Regions from separate parts of the Homo sapiens genome. Here region 1 is linked to region 2. A link is a contact called in ENCODE Hi-C or POLR2A ChIA-PET data. All regions are on one chromosome and are shown on one strand. Each heading gives the region's core, a stretch centred on a gene start or an enhancer-like site at or near the end of the contact. The rest is flanking DNA. Distances are from core to core; before and after follow the strand shown. Region 1 has its middle 37 kb from the start of LINC02896. Region 2 has its middle 99 kb from the start of LINC00593.

Evidence for each region. A loop is a pair of places that touch in the nucleus more often than their neighbours do. ChIA-PET counts read pairs that join two places held with the same protein, here RNA polymerase II (POLR2A).
Region 1: a loop to region 2 is called in a map of HAP-1, with 2.0 times the contacts of the local background. The contact joins two enhancer-like sites. A Hi-C loop is called at or near these places in 1 of 168 maps with a recorded cell type or tissue (HAP-1). POLR2A ChIA-PET finds 5 or more read pairs at or near these places in 1 of 52 experiments (activated naive CD4-positive, alpha-beta T cell).

The regions. Positions count from the first base shown.
Region 1 is chr15:69,498,100-69,502,145 of GRCh38, forward strand. No RefSeq gene overlaps it. Among named protein-coding and RNA genes, the nearest start is that of LINC02896, 37 kb to the left of the region's middle. RefSeq lists an enhancer at 1,413-1,914. Within about 2 kb of position 1,977, at least 5 of the 41 ENCODE cell types and tissues checked have a DNase peak (open chromatin) inside an H3K27ac peak, as active enhancers do.
Region 2 is chr15:69,733,989-69,738,073 of GRCh38, forward strand. No RefSeq gene overlaps it. Among named protein-coding and RNA genes, the nearest start is that of LINC00593, 99 kb to the right of the region's middle. Within about 2 kb of position 1,308, at least 2 of the 41 ENCODE cell types and tissues checked have a DNase peak (open chromatin) inside an H3K27ac peak, as active enhancers do.

The sequences.
Region 1 (4,046 bases), core at 727-3,226, 240 kb before region 2:
TGTCCTGCCTGCTAACCCCACCCCTGCCTTTCCTGTGAGAAAGAGGGGGGAGCACATGGGATTAAGATGACATAATTACAGGTCTAACTTGAATCCATTCTGATTTCTACAATTCAACAAGCCACTCCCAGACTTTGACATCTTATCGTCAGTAGCGAATTATTTGCTCCACACTTCACAACTGATCACTACACACCACACCTTGCCTGTGAATTTTCCTTCCATGTGTCTGAAGGTTCAGTATGACTGAAGGATGGGAGGTTGGGTCCCAGCTCTGGCCTATACATATTGAAGCGTTGTATATTTTAAATCACACATGGATGAGCCGTGTGTGCGCGCGCGCGTGTCTGTATGTACGTGTGTGTGTGTGCATGTGGATGTGTGTGTGTGCGTGTGTGTGTGCGTGTGGACGTGTGTGTGTGCATATGCGTGTGTGTGTGCATGTGTCTGTGTGTGCGCATCGCATGTGTGTGTGTTTGCATTGCCAGACTGCCTGGAAGAGTTTTGGTGGATCAGTCCCTTGACCTCTGACAACTTCTCTGGGTGCAGATGGAGGGCAGGTGCCGGGACATTGGAGCAGAAGGAACCAATTATAGTTTTTTTCCCTCCTTCTCCTCCTTCAAGGAAACTCACTTTTAATTTCCTTTGTGATTATCCTGCTTATTGCCAAACATAAGCTGCTGGCCGGCTCCCCTTTGATTCTTTCTTTCAGTAAGTCCCCTGATATGTCCTTTCTGCCCTTCTCCACCTCCTTTCATTTTTTTACGGTTTTATATTTAGTCCCAGACAGTTGAGAAAATATGCAATGCATGCAACCATGCAGGTCTCATCGCTTGTTTGGGGTTGATTTTGGGCACTGGGTCAGCATCCTGCTGTTGAGGCAATGGGACCCCTTGGGATATCAGAGAGTGAGGCCTGAGAATTAACAGGCGCAACGCTCATGTCAAGGTCTGGGGATGGAGCAGACCCTGTGTTTAAAAGTTTGTATCAAAGTATCCTAAGAAGTCCTCTGATCCTTCCATCCCACCTTGCGCATCCTGTTGTAGTGACTGAGACCGTTGTTGATTCATTCAACAAGTACTTCCTGAGCCCTGCAATGTGTCAAACCTGTAGCTGGTGCTGAGTAAATGCCATGGCCCCCATTCTCAAGCAGCCTTCCTCCTTTTTAATTGCAAAGCCTAAAGAGAGGGTTACCCGCACCCTCATTATGACCTGATTAGTTTTCCAGATTTCTGGCTGCTGCTCAGTAGAGCACAGCCTTGGACGGGGGGTGGGTGGGGTAGGCAGGGGCAATAGCAAGTTCTAAGGACCCGGTCAGGGATGAGAGGTCTGGAGCGCATGCATGAAGAAGGGCTGGGAAATCAGGAGGCAGCATGAGAGTGCAAGGCCCCCGGCAGGGTGTGGGGTCCCTGGAGTTAGAGAAAATTGAGGCAGAAAAGGCCTTGGAGATAATTGAGTTGATCTCTTTCATTTTCACCATGAAGACAGCTGGGCTGAGGGCCAGCCCTTCTGGTGAGAGGTGAGAAGCCCTTCCTTGCCCCTGCACTCTGGGTGTTACTTGCTAAAGTCCTTTCCTGTCTCATGTAGCTGGCATCTTCCTTTGTTCACAGACCTCAATTACGTTTAGCCCTACAGCGGGGAGCGTTGTGAGCAGAAAGGTCAGTCACATGGTGCCCCGTCTATGCTGACTTGATGGCCCTGCTGCTCTGTCGGAAAGCTTCCCAGGCTCCTGGGCTCGGAATGAGCTGAGGCATGGAATTCCACCTGGGCTCCAGGTCACTGTGCTCTCATCGCTTAGATGACTCAACCTCTAGGACAAAGGTGGCTCCCATTGCCGTGGGGAGAAGCTTGTTCTTGGGGGGCTTGACCCAGAACCCTTCAGAGCGGAGCCTGGTCTGGAGTGAGAGCTCAGTGCCCCACTGAGCTCACTGGAGCACAATGGGCTATTTTTAGGGCCTGCCTCTCCTGTTGCTGTCAAACACGCTGGCTGACCGTTTGCATCTGACGCTGTGAGCTGGCGGCCTAAGCAGCTTGTCGAGCCCCTGTTGCTTCCCAAAACCCACTGCCCTAGTTCTGCCTGTCATCTTTCTTTTGTTCTGCCTGCTTTGTCATCGGTGCTGGCACTGTTTCTCCGGGAGCTGGAGAGATGAGGTCTCAGCAAATATCATCAAGGTAGCAGCTTCCTATAGCAGTGCATTAATTTCCTGGGGCTGTTGTAACTAAGTACCACTAGCTGGGATGGGTTAAAACAACAGAAATGTATTCTCTCACAGTTCTGAAGGCTGGAAGCCAGAGATGGAGGTGTGGGCAGGGCCATGCTGTCTTGGAAGGATCTAGGGAAGAACCGGTTGCATTCATTCTCATAGCTTCTGGGATTTGCTGGTCATCTGCACTGCTCCTTGGCTTGAGGCCACAGCACTTCCATCTTGGCCTCTGTCCTCACATGGCCATCTTCTGCTAGGGATCTGTGTCTTTCAAGTCTCCTCTTACAAGGACACCAGTCATACTGGATTAAGGACCCACCCTGCTCCAGCATGACCTTATCTTAACTTAACTAATGGCATGTACAAAGGCCCTACTTCTAAATAAGATCACATTCTGGGGTACTGGGGTTAAGGTGTTCAACATATCATTTTGGAGGACACAATTCAACCCGTAACAAGCAGATTCCCACTGAGTGGATGGTGAGAGCATGGGTGGATGTTCCACCCCCAGGGTGTATGAACCCACCTGTTATCCACATTCCCATGGCCAAAACTCACCAAGGGACAGGGGCATCCAGGGTTTGTGGGGCTTCAGGCGCAGGCAGCTTAGGGACTTTCTTTAAGAAAAAGAATACATCCTGGGCATGGTGGCTCACACCTGTAATTCCAGCGCTTTGGGAGGCCGAGGCAGGTGGATCTCTTGAGGCCAGGAGTTCTAGACCAGCCTGACCAACATGGCGAAACCCTGTCTCTACTGAAAATACAAAAATTAGCTGGGTGTGGTGGTGCACACCTGTAATCTCAGCTACTTGGGTGGCTGAGGCAGGAGAATCACTTGAACTCTGGGAGGTGGAGGTTTGCAGTGAGTTGAGATCGTGCCACTGCATTGAAGCCTGGGCAACAGAGTGAGGCTCTGTCTAAAAATAAATAAATAAATAAATAAATAAATAGTCTCAGAGCAAGAGATGCCACTGTCTCAATGATCTCACATGCCTGAAAGGGTGAAGCTATCTATATGTTTGCTGAGACCACTCCTGCTTTTGGAACTTGGATGGGATTGAAAGGAAGCCTGTATACCTGAGTGGCTTCAGCCTGGGAGACATTTATACAATATGACAGACTAGGCTAATTACTAATGATCATGTATGTTCTTTTGATGTAAAGGGCCCACGTTAAAAAACCAAGGGGTGACCTGTGGTGTTATGATGTATACATGTATTGGTTTTTGTCCACGGTTCCTGGCTTGCCGCCCCCAAAGCACTTGTTATAGGCTTAACATTGTGGGCATCAGGCCTCAGGAGCAGGACTCAGGAAGCAGAATCCCTCCGACCTTCTCCTGCCCTCCCTTCGGCAACCCCAAGCCGGGATGCTAATCTTCCCCTGTTTCTCCTGTTACACGGGTCATAAGACTCTCTCCTCCGAGGGTCCTGCTCTGTGCCCTGAGGGAAGGAATGGAGATGTCATGAAGCTTCCATAAAAACCCACAAGACCTGGGTTTGGAGAGCTTCTGGACAGCATGTGGCATTCCACATGGAGGTTCCTGAAGGTGGTGCTCCAGGGAGGGCACAGGCAGCTCTGTGTCCCCATAGCTTGCCCTACGTGTGTCTTTTTTATATTTTTATTTTATTTTATTTTATTTTTTTGGAGATGGAGTCTTGCTCTGTCACCCAGGCTGGAATGCAGTGGCACGATCTCGGCTCACTGCAACCTCTGCCTCCCAGCTTCAAGCGATTCTCCTGCTTCAGCTTCCTGAGTAGCTGGGACTACAGGCGCCCGCCACCACGCCCGGCTAATTTTTTGTATTTTAGTAGAGACGGGGTTTCACCGTGTTGCCCAGGCTGG
Region 2 (4,085 bases), core at 58-2,557:
TTGTTTTTCACTGTATTTCTCCTAGAACGTAAGCTCCCATGAGCATAAATCAAAGCTGTCTTATTTACCTTTCTGTATCCCTAAAAAAGTGTTGAGCAAAAGGTAGCATTCAACAATTATTAGCTGTTGGATTAAATGAATGAATGAACCAAGTGTGTATTCAGTTCAATTCAATTCAAATATTACCGAGCACCAACTTCGTGTGAGGCACTTTGCACGCATCTAATGCATACTGTATTCAATTCTCATTACAACGCCAGTGGGGAGGTAAGATTATTATTCCCACTTTACATGTAAGGATCAAGAGGCACTGTCAGCCAACGTAGCACAGATCCTTTCCACATGGCATTGTCCAATTATCATCATAGTCCCAAAAGGTAGAAATTATGATCTCCATTCTGCAAAAGGGAAAACTCAGGCTCAGACAGGCCAAGTCACTTTCCTGGGTCATGTCGCTACTGAGGTCATGGAGCTGGGATTTAAATCCAGGGAGAGAGAGAATGGCATGCATGTCTCTTACAGCGTTATTCTTCCTAAAGTTTGACAACCTCATTAGAAATCCCCAAAGAATATCCCGAGTGTGGGGCAAATGAAGACATGGAACTGCTCCTGAGTCCTATGGGCTTGGTTTGCAGTGGGATTTTATTTTAAATGCAAGATCCAATCTTCCCCGATGCCTGGGATCAGGGGGTGCCATTTTGCAACCTGGGGACTCAGCTCCAGTTTCCTGACTGAGCCTGGCCAGGTTGGCCGCCACCCATAAACTGGAGACCAGAGTGCCCAGGTTCATTTAGGGAGAGCAGCCGGAGTTGTTGCTAGGCAGAGAAAGTCTGTGATTAATTATGGCTGATGAAAGTCTGAAGCCATGAATCCTTTTTGAGGGCTGGGCAAGCTGAAGAGTCTCACTCGCTGAATGCATTTGGAGACTGCACAGTCCCTTCTGAAACAAGCAGTAAACTTTAATGGCTGCAAGATCTGCGACTTGGCATGCTGTGGATTGGATGGCACATAGAACTCATGAATTCTCTGGGGTGGGAGCTAATTAGAGTGCAATTTTTCAATTACGGAACATTAAGCAAGCCTCTCCCCAGTCCCCCCACCCCATCTCTCAGTGGATACACTCCATTTATCTATTTTCCTTTATTTCTTAATCATTTGATGATATGACAACAATTATTTGTCATTTGGAAGAGAAAATTGTCACGGAGCTATTGTTTCCCTCTTGAAACCCCAGCTCTTCCGTGGTGATGGTTGCATTTGATAAATCTTTTGCATTCCTGCAGCTCCTCCCCCTCTCCCACCCAGGGTTGGTGTGGCAACAGGAAAACATTAGCCTGTGACGTGGGCCTGTTCTGATTGAAATGCCATTTGTAAAAAGGCCTGGAAAAGAGCAGGCTCAAGTTTAAAAGAGCCACAGCCCAGAGCTCCCGGCCCACCCACATCACCCAGGTTGAGACTCTGGGACATTTGCTTTGGGAAATTTGGTCATTCCTCTGAGCTAATAAGCCAGCTTCAGAATCAGGAATGCAAAACAGAAACAGAACAAAAAGAATAAGGCAAAAGAAAAAAGAAGCATGCCCCCAGAAATGGGAAAACTTAAATGACTTTGTTTAAATGTCATGGTACTCTCAAAACCCTGTTCTCATATGTATGCAAGTTAATTAAATGGAAAAATGTCAAATTAGTTGCTTAAAATATTAATGGGAGGAATTATCCCAGATTCTAGAGCAGGGAGAGTAGAGGAAACTAACCTTTTAGGGCTTAACCCTTTGGTTGGCTGTTCTTCTCTGAAAAAGTAGACATTTCTTTCATTTGTAAAAATGCCAATTAGTGCTGAGGGGTTTTGTAAGTTTCAGGATGGGAGCTTGCCAGTGGGCTTGCACTATGGGATTCTCCCAGTGACACAGGACTCACTGGTGGCATTTATTCCCACAGTGTCGGCTTTGCATGGGGGATTTGAGGTCCCTGGAAAGGCCCAAAAATCATGCATATGTCTCTTCTGGAGTCAGAGTAATTTGCCATTTTTCCTTTTGGTTTTTTTGAAGAGTATTTTGAAGAGTTCATTAAAATGCAAAATTGGAAAGATTGCACAAAAAGAGTTGTCAATGTACTACTCATCAAACCTTTATTCAGTACCAGTGGGATCCAAAGCCTATGCTGTTTGAGCAAAATGCCGAGAAAAGGGAGCGTCACAGACTCAAGGGCATAGGATCTGGTAAGGAGAGGCTGTAGAGCACCCTAATCTAGCCTCATGTTAGCATGTGGGAAAGCCAAAGCCCCAGGAAAACAAGGAACATTCCCAAAGCCACACAGCTATTGAGTGGTGAAATCAGGCTCATTTATTTATGCAACACAGCTCCTGCCTACCCCCTGGAGGGACTTGTGTACATCCTGGGAGGTCAGGGCAAACAAACCCAGGGCAGCACATGCCACAAGCCTAACACTGCAGAAGGAAGGGCAGGAGGTGGACAGCAGGGTGATGGGTATCAGGGAGACCTTACCTCCGTCAGCTAAAGAGCATCTACTGTCCACCATGGTAGCCAGCACTGTATAACACCTGGCTTCTCCCCATTGTGACAAAAATAAGCAGGCAAGGAAGGCCACGTCATCTACTGAGAAGTTATGGCTAGTCACTGTGGCCACATGTTCAAACTGATCTCATGTAATTCAGTGATCAGTTCTACCCATTGCTTGTTCTGCAGTTATTGGTAAACAGATATCCCATTGCCTACCATAGGATTACAAATTCTTACAGTCAATTCAGCCATGTCCTTGGCTTGTGCCATCCAATCCACAGCATGCCAAGTTGCAGATCTTGCAGCCATTAAAGTTTACTGCTGGTTTGCTTGGAGGTCTTTCAATTTCCTCATCTGTAAAATGAGGGTAACAGATTAGGAACGTGGAAGATCTCCAAGCAAAGTAAGGGGCTGAACTGACTCTGTAAGAATGGGATACCTGTTTACCAATAACTGCAGAACGAGCAATAGAAATGCCAAATAATAGGTGCAGAGCCCAATTTCTAAAAATTGTATCCACAGAAGGAGGAAGGTGTTATATTGAGATGCTCTATGGAAAAGATATCCAAATAGTTTAGGGGGAACCCTGTATATTTTAATCCTTTTTTGCTTTGGTCAGTGTGGTGGGCTGAACCATAGCCCTCAAATATATCCACGTTTGAATCCCTGGAACTCATGAATGTTACCTTACATGGCAAGAGGGACTTTGCAGATGTGATTAGTTACGTCTCTTGAGATGGGAAGATTATTCTGGTGTTCCAGATGGACCCAACATAATCACATGGGGCTTTATAAGAGGGAGGCAAGAAAGTGAGGAAAGATCATTTTAGAAGCAGAGATTAGAGGGATGTGCTTTGTAGTTGGAGGAGGGGGCCATGAGCCAAGGAATACAGGTGGCCACTGGAAACTGAAAGAAAGGCAAGGAGATGGATTCTCCCATGAGCCTCCAGAAGGAACCAGCCCTGTTGATATTTTGACTTTAGTCCCCCAGTGAGGCTAATTTTGGATTTCTGCCCTCCAGAATGGTAAGAGACTCAATTTTTTTTTTTTTTTTTGAGGCTGAGTCTCAATCTGTTGCCCAGGCTGGAGTGCAGTGATGCGATCTCCACTCACTGCAAGCTCCGCCTCCTGGGTTCACACCATTCTTCTGCCTCAGTCTCCAGAGCAGCTGGGACTACAGGCACCCATCACCACTCCCAGCTAATTTTTTGTATTTTTAGCAGAGACGGGGTTTCACCATGTTAGCCAGGATGGTCTCAATCTCCTGACCTTGTGATCTGCCTGCCTCGGCCTCCCAAAGTGCTGGGATTACAGGCGCGAGCCACTGCGCCCGGCCAATGTGTGTTGTTTTAAGCCACTTGGGTAATGATAATGTGTTACAGCAGCAACAGGAAGCTAATACAGCCAGTCATTTCTAAGTAATGAATGACCTCAACTCTGCTTTTCATTCCTGGGTCTAGGGGTTGGCTGGAGGAGCTCTGCTTCAGATTATGGGTTGGTTTTAAGTCTCTCCACCCACTGCCCATTCTAGGGCAGTGGCTGCCAGGGGTGTGCTCCACTCATGGCAAT